Regions from separate parts of the Homo sapiens genome. Here regions 1 and 3 are each linked to region 2. The links are chromatin contacts, found by Hi-C or POLR2A ChIA-PET in ENCODE. All regions are on one chromosome and are shown on one strand. Each heading gives the region's core, a stretch centred on a gene start or an enhancer-like site at or near the end of the contact. The rest is flanking DNA. Distances are from core to core; before and after follow the strand shown.

The links. Hi-C counts contacts between places; a loop is a spot of excess contacts on that map. ChIA-PET counts read pairs that join two places held with the same protein, here RNA polymerase II (POLR2A). Pooled maps may share reads with other maps.
Region 1: a map of heart left ventricle shows a loop between it and region 2 (2.7-fold over the local background). The contact joins the enhancer-like site here to the promoter of OCIAD1 in region 2. A Hi-C loop is called at or near these places in 6 of 168 maps with a recorded cell type or tissue (A673, CD8-positive, alpha-beta T cell, aorta and 2 more), 1 of 37 single-sample maps with no recorded cell type and 2 of 50 pooled maps. POLR2A ChIA-PET finds 5 or more read pairs at or near these places in 1 of 52 experiments (GM12878).
Region 3: a loop to region 2 is called in a map of dorsolateral prefrontal cortex, with 9 times the contacts of the local background. The contact joins the enhancer-like site here to the promoter of OCIAD1 in region 2. A Hi-C loop is called at or near these places in 41 of 168 maps with a recorded cell type or tissue (B cell, CD4-positive, alpha-beta T cell, CD4-positive, alpha-beta memory T cell and 26 more), 16 of 37 single-sample maps with no recorded cell type and 44 of 50 pooled maps. POLR2A ChIA-PET finds 5 or more read pairs at or near these places in 5 of 52 experiments (AG04450, MCF 10A, OCI-LY7 and 2 more).

The regions. Positions count from the first base shown.
Region 1 is chr4:48,601,695-48,605,344 of GRCh38, forward strand. FRYL (FRY like transcription coactivator) reads right to left here. Exons shown (of 64, transcript NM_015030.2): 12 at 1,596-1,694; 13 at 326-427. Among named protein-coding and RNA genes, the nearest start is that of ZAR1, 110 kb to the left of the region's middle. Within about 2 kb of position 1,937, at least 3 of the 41 ENCODE cell types and tissues checked have a DNase peak (open chromatin) inside an H3K27ac peak, as active enhancers do.
Region 2 is chr4:48,829,525-48,833,595 of GRCh38, forward strand. OCIAD1 (OCIA domain containing 1) reads left to right here and starts at 1,564. Exons shown (of 9, transcript NM_017830.4): 1 at 1,564-1,725; 2 at 3,096-3,158; 3 at 3,877-3,957. The coding sequence starts at 3,101. RefSeq lists enhancers at 1,132-1,511, 1,354-1,917, 1,918-2,480.
Region 3 is chr4:48,576,259-48,580,187 of GRCh38, forward strand. FRYL (FRY like transcription coactivator) reads right to left here. Exons shown (of 64, transcript NM_015030.2): 23 at 2,715-2,983. Among named protein-coding and RNA genes, the nearest start is that of ZAR1, 88 kb to the left of the region's middle. Within about 2 kb of position 2,318, at least 2 of the 41 ENCODE cell types and tissues checked have a DNase peak (open chromatin) inside an H3K27ac peak, as active enhancers do; they include dorsolateral prefrontal cortex, where a contact is called at or near this core.

The DNA of each region.
Region 1 (3,650 bases), core at 687-3,186, 230 kb before region 2:
AGAAGGTTTTGTGAGATTAATACTCTATAATTCTAAAAGAATTAACAAATATTCCTAGATTTAAGATAATATAAATATCACTAAAAATGTACAATAATCTTGCATTCATTAGGACAAACTAAATTTTCAATCAAAAGTTTACTCATATCTATACATGATTCCCTATAGAAGAAATACAGTAGGTATAAGAAAAGGAATGTGGCAAAGTGTTGCTATTCAAGTATACCAATAGTAACAAAAGTTTCATTATGCACTGTTCAATTTATATGCATAAACAAAATATACCAGTCAGTATTTACATATCAGAAGTGTGATTACATCTTACCTTTAAATGTGACAAACAGTTCTGTAGGAAAATATGCCAGTTATTTAAAAAAAATTGTTTCTGACTGACACATAAAAGGCAGGTAATTAGTGGATATAAAGCCTATAGGAGACGGGGAAAAGACAGAATTAACATTTTTCATCGAAAAGCACTGGACTTTTAAATTTTATATTTCATTTATTCTCATAAGCAAGGAAACAAATCTTTTAAGCAGTTTTCCAATTCGTAATAAGAAATATAATCTCATAGAATAATCTAACACAGAAAGATAAAGAGTAAATTTTCTACGAGGAAAATTCCTTGACTGATCATACCTCTCTGAGTTAGAATATGCTATTAGTTCTCCCTCAACCCATTAGCCTCTCATCCATTTTGTGGTTATGACTAGTCCCTGGGATCAGATGACAGATGGCATTAAAATGTTAGCTTTCTGTTTGTCAAATGTGTAACTTCACGATGGCTACATTAGGTACTCTAAGCCTCACTTTCCAAACACATAAAGTAGAGGACAATAATCACAAATATCTTATAGGGTTGTGAAGCTTAAAGTAAGAAAAAAAAAAGTACAAAGTACTTAGTTCAATGCCTGGCACAATCCATGTTTAGAATTACTGTATCTCTAGTTTAGAAGGTCAAATATTTCACCAATTCTCCAAACTTTCTCCAAGCTACGTAAAAGTTATGTGAAATAGACAGGTAGAAAAAAATGCCTTCAATCTCTGACTAGAAAAGACGTAATTAGACAGAAAACAGCTGCTAAAATCACTTTATGACAGTGATCCCCTGAGGTTACAACATATTTTTACTGTACCTTCTCGTGTTTAGATACACAAATATTATTCTGTTACAACTGCCCACAGTACAGTAACATGCTGTACAGGTTTGTAGTCTGGGAGCAATAAGCTATACCATATAGCCTAGGTGTGTAGTAGGCTATACTATTTAGGTTTGTGTAAGTACATTCAATGATGTTTGCACAATGAAATAGCCTAACGACACATTTCTTAGAACATATTTCCATCATTAAGCAATGCATGACTACCTAGAAGGAAGTCTGAACAACTCAACAAATGCAGAGCTAGTAAAATTAAGAACAGAACATTTAAATAGAGCCACGCAAAACATACGTATGTAAAACTTGCCCTTGTATTGCACTTCAGGGATTTTACAATTTCAGATTTTACCATTCTCTTAAATTTCCACTGAATTCATAAATCAATTACTAAAAATCCCAATTAAATATGAAAAGGTTTGAAATGTTTCTTAATACCAATGAATGCTTCTTTCTCGAGCTCAGTTCAAAAGTAGTCTGATAAAGCATCTCCACAAAATTTTTCAAACAGGGAACATTCACTTCATTTTTAACAGCCTAGTAAAAAGATAATGCAAACAAAGAAAATGATACAGATGTTAGATTAAACTATACAAAGAATACAAGAACTTTCTGTAAGGTTTGAAATTGGTTAATAATTCACTGAGACTCTCACTGAAGTACTACAATGTGCCAAGTGACCAAATGTTAAGTACATAAGATAAACCTAGTCCCAGCCCTGAGTGAACAAAGTGGGAATACAGGCTAAGAGGACACAGTATAACAGGTCCACTGAGAGCAAATTCTCTGTGCTCTTGGAGCACTCAAAAGGGGCCCCTATGGAAAAACTCAACAAGGAAGTAACATCTAAGCTGCATCCAACATCTCTTAACAGAAATAGTGCTAAAGCCTCCCATTTAACCTTGCTGGCCTTATCTCCCACCCTCTGACCATGTGCATGGGGACCCAGCCTTTGGAGCTTCCTTGCTGTTCCTAGAACGCATCAAAGAATTTCTTGCCTTAGGATGTCTACGCTGGGGCCTGCTGCCCAAGAAGCTCTTCCCACAGACACAGGAAGTCTTACTGTCTCATTCCTTTAGATTTTGCTCAATTGCTACCAACTCTTTCGATGTGGTGGTCTTCCCTAATCATACTCTTTTTAAAATTTCAACTCCCTCACCCCTTTGGCAATCCTATGCCCCCTACCCTGTTTACATTTCTTCACATTACTCTCCACAATCTGACATACTACCTATTTTATACACTAGTTTATTTTCTATTTTCTGCACTAGCAATTAAAATCTACGGTACTAGGGAGTCTTTCCTATCATACTCATTGTTGTGTTCCCTTGTGCATAGAGGAAGACCTGACAAACAGAAAGCACTCAATAAGTAAATGAGTAAAGAAAGAGAAGCCAGCCAGAGAAAGAGGGGAGGGAGGTTACTAGAGAGGCATGAATGTTCCAGGCAGAAGGAGCTGCATGTGCAAAGGCCTAGTATTATGGGTTGAATCATATCCCCCCAAAATTCATGTTGAAGTCCTAACCCCACAGACATCAGAAGGTGACTTCATTAGGAAATAGGTCATTGCAGATCACATTAATTAAGTTAGGATCGGGAAGACCCTAATCCACATGACTGGTGTCCTTTTAAAAAGGGGAAATTTGGACACAGACATACACTCAAGGAGAATGCCATGTGACAATGAAGGCAGGATTCAGAACCATGCTTCTACAAGCCAAGAAACACAAAAGATTTTCAGTGCACACAAGAGGCTAAGCAAGGGGCATGGAGCAGGTTCCTCCTCACAGCTCTTAGAAGGAACCAACCTGCTGGCACTTTGATCTCACACTCTAGCCTCCGTAAATATGAGACAATATACATTTCTGTTGTTAAGCTATCCAGTTTGCAGTACTTTATTACGGCTGTCCTAGCAGGCTAATAAACCTGGACACAAAAGCAAATATGGTATAAAAGAATCAGGCAACACGATGATAATGGACCATTGTCAAGTGCCTCTCTTCCTACAACCTGCTCCTTTTGACGAACTGCCTTAAAAACTAAAACCTAATCTCAGCCATCTGGGAGAAAAAAAAAGGATGATCAAACAAAGGGTGAAGTACAAATGATCATTTGGAAGGGATAAACAGTAATTCAAACAACTTACAGGAAAAGAAATCAAAGTGCATATCTAATAAAAGACTAAAACTGACATGACTTATACATGATAGCCTGTTTTCTTTTTTATAAAATGAGCCCAATTCATATGGCTAAAAACTGGGTGGGAGGAAACGGGGGCTGTGTAACTCAAATAAACCACTTGCAAACCTTTAATTTATGAGTTTTGTGTGTCCCCATTTTTAAAAATCTTCAATGCAAAACAGGTTTTAAAAAACACGTCAATCACTCTCATTAATATTTCAAATTCTTAACTTTTAAAACAATTCTCTGTTCACCTTTTCAAAACATGCTCTAAAGGTAGGACCTGAATACTACAAACCAATTCATATAAGC
Region 2 (4,071 bases), core at 314-2,813:
TGTTTTAGACCATAACAAATACTATGAAAACAATAAGCAAGGTAACATGGAGAGTGACTGGGGTGCCATGTTAATTGGGTGGTCAAGGAATGCCTCTCTGATGTGGTGACATCAACTGAAGTCTCAGACAAAAAGCCACGTTGAACATCTGGAAGAACAGTGGTCTAGAAGAGGGAACAGCAATTGCACAAGCCCTGGGCCCAGAAGTAAATTAGCTTGTCCCAGGAACAAAATGAGTATTAGTTACTAATACTGATTATCTCAGGGATTTATTTGGTTCTATAAAGACTTACAAGCCAACATCTCTGTCCTAAAGGAGCTCTGTAACAGAGACAGACGTAAGTAAAAAAGATCACTATTCAGTGCAAAAGTACATTGCAGTGACAGCAGTATGGACAAGCTAAGGACTAAGAAGGAAGAGTGATTACTTCTCTGGGGTGTATTTCAGGGAAGGCATCACAAAGGTGGTGATGTAAAAGCAGAATTTTGAAATATCGTTAGAATTGACAAAGCAGGGAGTAGAGTTGTACTGGGGAAACAGTGCACAGAGAACACTGAGGGCAAAGACCTCCAGGCTGTTTCTTGTTAGTGAACCCTGAAATAGAAGAAAGTGACGCTCAAAAGGCACAGGCACCACCAGGCCATGATGGGCCTTATATTCGGTGCATGACTGGAGCTATCAAAAGACTCCAAGGAAGGAAACACAGCGTTGGATTCGTTTCACGTGACTGTCTCCCTTAAGTATGTCTTCGGGAGAATAAATGTTAAATGATAAAGTGGCAAAGGGGCTCAGAAAGAGATGAGAAACCTGAGAGGCTTTGAGGGGTTGACAAATAGTAGGACTGGATTTGCCCACTGTTTAGTCACTAATAACTTGCAGTACATGGCACTAATAAATACTTCAGGAAGGAATGTATGAAAATGAGTAAAATGCTGATTGGCTGGGTGTGGCAGCACCATGTCTGATGTGTAGAAGTCGTGAGCCCCCTCATTAATAGACAGTGATGTGTTGTTTTAATTCTAACAACCCTATATGTAATTCCACTTTTCAGGTGAGAAAAACCGTAGCCTCAGAGAGATCACGGTACCCTGCCAGAGGTTGTAGAACTTGTTGGAAACTTGGATCAAGAGGGTGTGACAAATAACCAGGTATGCATGCTTAAAAATTACTTTCTACTACTTAGCCTACAGGCTCAAAGAATGAAATTATCTCATAAAAGAGATAATTTATAAAGTCGCTCTCAAAAGAGGGACAACAGAGGGTTCCGGAACGTTCCCGCCAGCCGCCACGAGAAGACCAGAGAGGTGCATCACAACAGCCCAAAGTCAAGCCTACTCCCAACCCCCTTCCCCGCCATCCAGGGAAGGGGCGGGGCAGGGTTCTTGGTCCGCCGCTGTCGCCTGCGCAGTCGCAGTGCGGCTCGTGGCCGCAGCTGCCTGAAAGGGCAAAGGGACGAGTATACGCATGCGTCTATTCCTAGGCTGCTGGCTCTCAGACCCGCAGTGAGGTCTGACGTCATTTCCTGCCGTAAGTATACAGTGCCTCCGGGTCGCGGTCATTTTGAGCCCCTGTCTGGATGACTTCTTGCGGCTGTTCTACCCCTCCCCCTCCCCGCGGTACCTTGCACTTTTCTCCCTCCCTGCCCCCTCTCGAGTCCACCCTCCGGGCCTTCTGCCCCTGATCGCTTGGTTTTCCTTGCAGTCGCCTGCTGCTGTCGTCGGGAGGTGGGTGAGGTGACGCAAACAGCCCCGTTGTTGCCCTCCGCGTATCCCCTCACCACCTTTGCGGCCATCCACGACTTTCGCACCTTCCGCCATTTTCCTGCCTGTGAGGGTGGACAGATCGCGCTCGGGTCTCGGCCTCCTGAGTGCCGGTGACTGCGGGAGGCGACGGAGTGCTTCTGGGGGTGTGAGCTGGGGAAGTTCGTGGTCACGGATGCGTGTGGGGTTGCTGCTCAGTCTGTAACGGCAGGTGGGAGACGGACACTGGGTGGAGGATGGAGTGCGGTAATCAGCGGTTGTAGGCCGCTTAGGCTTTAATCCAGCGTTGTTTTGTGTAAAGAACTTAAAATGGTATTGTCTTAAGCGCCGTGTCAGCCCTGACAGTCTTCCTGGTGTTTCTAGGAAGGATGCCGTTATGGGAAATAAGAGGGTTTCATTTTTTCTCATACGGTTGTAGGGTAAAGGTAGTTTATTCAGCAGGCTCCATCCATCCATGAATTCAGCTGACCTTTTTTATTTCTTTTCTCTAATTAAGGGGTTGGCATGTAGTAGGCCTTCATGGCTTATTGACTGAATGAATTATGGAAGGGCTCAGTTGCTGTCCTCATTGTGTATGCCATTTCCTGTTTCCATGCAAATTGTTTTTAAAATGAGAATAATCATGATCCCACGTAAACGTTCTGTAAAATACGGTTACTTGATCTGTTGGTCTGAGTCCCAATATATGAGTTTTTAAAAAAAGAACCAAATAAAAAATGTATATTCTTGGAATTTTATGCATTTTTTTCTTATATTCTTGGGGTGGAAGGAAATTTGGAGATACAGAATTTGCTGTTAGTTTTACCTCACAGGGAGAAGGATATGTCGTCTTTGTTATTCCATAATTTTGGAGTGCTCCTTTGTGGGAGAGGTTGAATGTTTCTGATGATTATTTCATTTTTTAATATGGAAGCTCAGAAATGACTTGAAATTTTTTTTCTCTTCTATTTTGGGGAATTATCCTAATCATTGGGCATAGATTCGAGAAACGACCAAAACATAGGATGTGAAAGAACCCACTTCCAGGAGGAAAAAATATGTCTGTTATTTTATTGATATCTTGATAGTAAAAAAAATTATAAACTTATAAAACGCATATGCTTTTTCAATTAAGGGACTTAACCTGAATAGTGAGTTCCAAATTAATCAGTAGGTCTGTTACTTTTTCATCTAGCTATTTACATGTGGAGTACGTAAGATATAGTAGTGTTTAATAAATATTTGTTGATTGATTGCTGTGTAGACTAGTAGTTTTACTATATCATACGTCTTGATTTACTTTGACCTATCTAGTGATAGTTTCTAATACTTAATATGTAATGTTTTTGATACAGGAAAGATGAATGGGAGGGCTGATTTTCGAGAGCCGAATGCAGAGGTTCCAAGACCAATTCCCCGTAACTATCTATTAAGTATTTATAATTAGAAGCACTTCCTATGTAAAGGAATTTTCACTGCCTTGAGTAACAGTGGCAGGTGGGCTGGCTTCATGGGCATGTGCAGACAGCGCCCCATACTTGGTTTCATGTTCTAGTCTTGTTATCTTGAAATTCATAATCATTTGGATAAGGAGTCCCACGTTTTTATTTTGCACTGGGCCCAGCACATTAGGTAGCCAGTCCTGACTAGCAGATAGTAGCATTAATTCTATTTGAAGTCAAAGTTTGTTGAAAGTGTATAAGTGGCCTGGCTCGGTGGCTCATGCCTGTAATCCCAGCACTTTGGGAGGCTGAGATGGGTGGAACACCTGAGGTCAGGAGTTCGAGACTAGCCTGGCTAACATGGTGAAACCCCGTATCTACTAAAATACAAAAAATTAGCCTGGCGTGGTGATGGGTGCCTGTAATCCCAGCTACTCGGAAGGCTGAGGCAGGAGAATCGCTTGAACCCCGGGAGGTGGAGGTTGCAGTGAGCCGAGATCGCGCCATTGCACTCCAGCCTGGGCAACAAGAGTGAAACACTGTCTCAAAAAACAAAAAAAGTGCATAAGCCAGTTGTTTTATTATTTGAGTTTAAAAAATGGGTGCCTCTTGTTAATGTTTAGGCTAAGATAATTTTTCAGACCTAGTTTTATTATGGATAATTTAATGTTTTCTGATTTTCCCTGGTAAAAAGACATAGGGCCTGATTACATTCCAACAGAGGAAGAAAGGAGAGTCTTCGCAGAATGCAATGATGAAAGCTTCTGGTTCAGATGTGAGTTCAATTTTCTAATTAATATAATTTGATCCAAAATTTGTACCTGAAATTTTGACTTGAATTTGAACCTGAAATTATAATAACTCCGTATAGAACAAATTGGCAAACTTT
Region 3 (3,929 bases), core at 1,068-3,567, 250 kb before region 2:
AACACAACACGTTTTTAAAAGTTTATTTTAACTAATGCTAAATTTCTTTTTTTTTTTTTTTGAGACAGAGTGTCACTCTGTCACCCAGGCCGGAGTGCAACTGGCATAATCTTGGCTCACTGCAACCTCCCCACCTCTCAGGCTCAAGTGATCCTCCCACCTCAGCCTCCAGAGTAGCTGGGACTACAGGTGTGTGCCATCACGCCCAGCAAATGTTTTGTATTTTTGGTAGAGATGAGGTTTCGTCATGTTGCCCAGGATGGTCTCTAACTCCTGAGCTCAGATGATCTACCTGCCTTGGCTTTCCAAAGTGCTGGGATTACAGGGGTGAGCCACCATGCCTGGCCTAATGCTAATTAGAGAGATGGTTAGCATAAGGTTTTTATTACTAGTACTGTTTTTGTGGACTGATATCAATGAATAAAGTAATGGATTAAAAATTAAAATATGTTACCAGATCATTTTAACATTATTACTCCTGTGATAAAAGTTAATATTTTATTGGGCCATATTTTATAACTTACTATGCATACTCAATGTAGAAAGAAAACAAAATCAAAATCACCTTTAATCCCACATGAAAATAAACACTGCATATTCTATATATCTTTAATTCATATACATGAACTATAAGTGCATGAATACATCTCTTTTAATTTATACGAATTAAATGTTTATTTTATTTTGTATCTACCTTTTAGACTTACGTATTTTTCACCTCTCTATGTAAATTAATATACTTCTGTGACATTATTTTGATTAACTATATGCTATATCAATATAAAGTATCATATTTTATATAACCAAAGTTTTGTTGTTTGACATTTTAGCTAATAGCAATTTTTCCCTATTATACACAATACTATACATTTGAATATATGGTTAATTATTTTCTTAGGTAATTCTTGAAAATGAAATCACAGAGTCAAAGAAGATACATATTTTCAAGGCTTCTGCCAAATTTCTGTCTTGAAAGATTACATCAATAAAATATTTTGAAACAATTCCATAAATCTTTCCAAATACCGAAATTATGTTAGAATTAAGAACTGAGAGCAAAACGAAAGAGGAAAAATACAAATATATAATCCTTGCCTTCAACTAGTTTTGTAATATGTTAAGGTAAGTAATGCAAACACATCACTTTGTTAATTCAGCAAGAGCATCATAGAACAATGTCCTAGTATGTTAGAAAACGATCTAAGCACTGGTAACGTATCAGTCAAAAAAACTGTCAAAAAAATCACTGCCCTCATGCAGGCCATGGGAGACATACAATAAAGAAATAAATAAAACAATGTCAGATGGTGCTAAGTTTGATGAAGAAAAATAGAGCAGAAAAGGGAGATAAAGAATGCTGGTAGGATATGGGGTTATAATTTAAAATATGGTAATTAGGGAAGGCTACTTAAGGTCATAAATGGTATGCAAGGTGGCAAATGTCAATCTTTATTTAAAAAGTAACATCCAGACCAGGTGTGGTGGCTCATAGCTATAATCCCAGCACTTTGGGAGGCTGAAGTGGGAGGACTGCTTGAGCCCAGAAGTTCGACATTGCAATGAGCTATGATTACACCTCTGCATTCCAGCCTAAGTGACAGAGTGAGACCCTGCCTCTTTAAAAAAAAAACAAAAAACAAAACACAAAACAAAAAAGAAATCCAATACACAATACCTGAGAACATATATATACAATTAGCATGTATATGTAGAAATATATATACATATATATATATTCAAATCCAAAAGTAAGAAGGACTACTCTGGGTAGGAAGTTTAAGAGATTTTAAAAAATAAGATTGAATTTGAACTATATTAGATACGGATATGCAAAAATTAAAAAAAAAAAGGTATCCTACGCTCATGTGAACAAAAGCTCACAAAATGGAAACTATCAACCACACTTAATGAACTCTGAGGGGATAATTTGGTTCCAACTTTGAAAGTATTGATAGAAAGTAAGAAAAAAGGTACAGAGTGAAGTCAGGTTTGAAGAGCCTTTAATGTAGGCCTCCAGTGATAGGTCAATCCAGATGCTGGGTTTACATGGGCAAGTTATATGCTGAGAGGACTCATTCCATTCAATGTGATCAGTGGTGTACTCTGTAAGGAGAAATCAGGAACCCAAACCCAGATTCAAAAATTCTCCTCTGTATTTAAGAGCAAAAAAACAAAACAAAACAAAAACTAACTGAAATTTATAATGACCTTGGTCAACTCTCCATTTCATCATCAGTTATTCCAAATCTTTACCAACATCCTCAAATCTCCTACTCAGTGTGTTATTACCACTCCCCACCAGAAGGTGGCCTTCCTTACACTGTCATCGGGAAAAGTAAGGCCACTGAGCTGAGTTTCGCTCTGCTTCTCACCCTTTATCTACAAACTTCTGTGTCTACATCCATACTCATCCTTAGATTCTTTCCCAATTTTTTCCCTTAACACAGATTCGATGGACACAACTATGTACCAAGTACAGTGTTATTAAGTAAATTAATAATTAAAATTTGGTGAGACTGTATTACATGAAAAGGATGAAGAAGTTATGAGACTATGTCCTTGACAACATTCTTCTCCCTCCTTAAGACATCAATGCAGTATCACATATTATTTATGGGCCTTCCAATCTGTAATACTTTTGAATTTTTCAAATAAATACATATGAAAGCTGACAGTCTATACATTTTTAAATTTACACTAGGAAAATAACTTACTTTATATCGACCTGAGGGGACAACAACTGAAGTCTTGTGTATGCAAACATCCAAGCATAGCTCACAGCTGTAGAGCAGTGTTTAGGAAGATTTTCTTGCTTTAAAAAACTGGAGAGACTTATAATCCATGGGTCTTGGCCTTGGGTCACATGTGCAAATATCCATATATGTGATGGACTAATCACATCAAACTGGTGGCTAATAGGAGAAGAGTTCCATTCTGCTAAAGTTTGTAAATCTATCGAGCTAGGGCAATAGAGCAAAGTAGTCTATATGGAGAGGAAAAAATTGATTATTACACATTTCAATAACTTTGAAATTTTACCATATAAATTGCTTTAAACTGAAAGTGGTGTATTAGTAGTTTCTAAAACAAGATAATATAAAGTCCATGGTAGGTTGAAGGGAGTAGAGAATTCCTGAAACTGCATGTAAAGTTTCTGTATGTGCATACATGTCTTTTTTTTGGAGAGGGATTCCACTGTTTTCATTATTCTCAAGAGGACTATAAACCAAAGAAGTTCAGGACCACTATTTAAGTAATTCTTAAATAAATATCCAAATTTCATCGTATACCAAAAGCTGCCAGAGAACTAAAGAGTGAACCATTAACTTTCATGTTGACCTGTATCTATGTATGTGTGGAACAGACTCAAAAATGAGCTCTTCTCCAGAGGTATATATTCTTAAATACTTGTTCAATATTTGAACTCTTATACTGAAGAGATAAACATTTATGTTCAAAGAAAAGTATATTAAGCACTGCTTTAGGCACAAGAAACAAGTCATCCATTACTCTCTTTTTGGAATAATTCATAATTTATGGTTAATATCTAAAACAAAATGTTTTGAATTGTATAGATCCTTTCATAAAATAACTAGAAGAGAGGCTTTTAAAGGTTCTTACCACAAATAAATGATAAACACATGAGATGATGGATACACTAACTACCCTGATTGGGTCATTATACAATATAGACATGTATGGAAACATCAAATTGCACCGCATAAATATGTACAATTGTATCTATTTAAAAATAAATAAAAATTAAAAATTAGTTTTTTAAAAAGTTTAGCATCATGGTAGCATCATGGCGGGGGGGAATTGTACAGATTTCTAATAATCTCTTAGGCTTATAAAACCTTATTACCTCCCTTGGCTACATATAACTCATGAATTATAAGAATCAGGTGTTATGCCGCAAGCTCTTAATG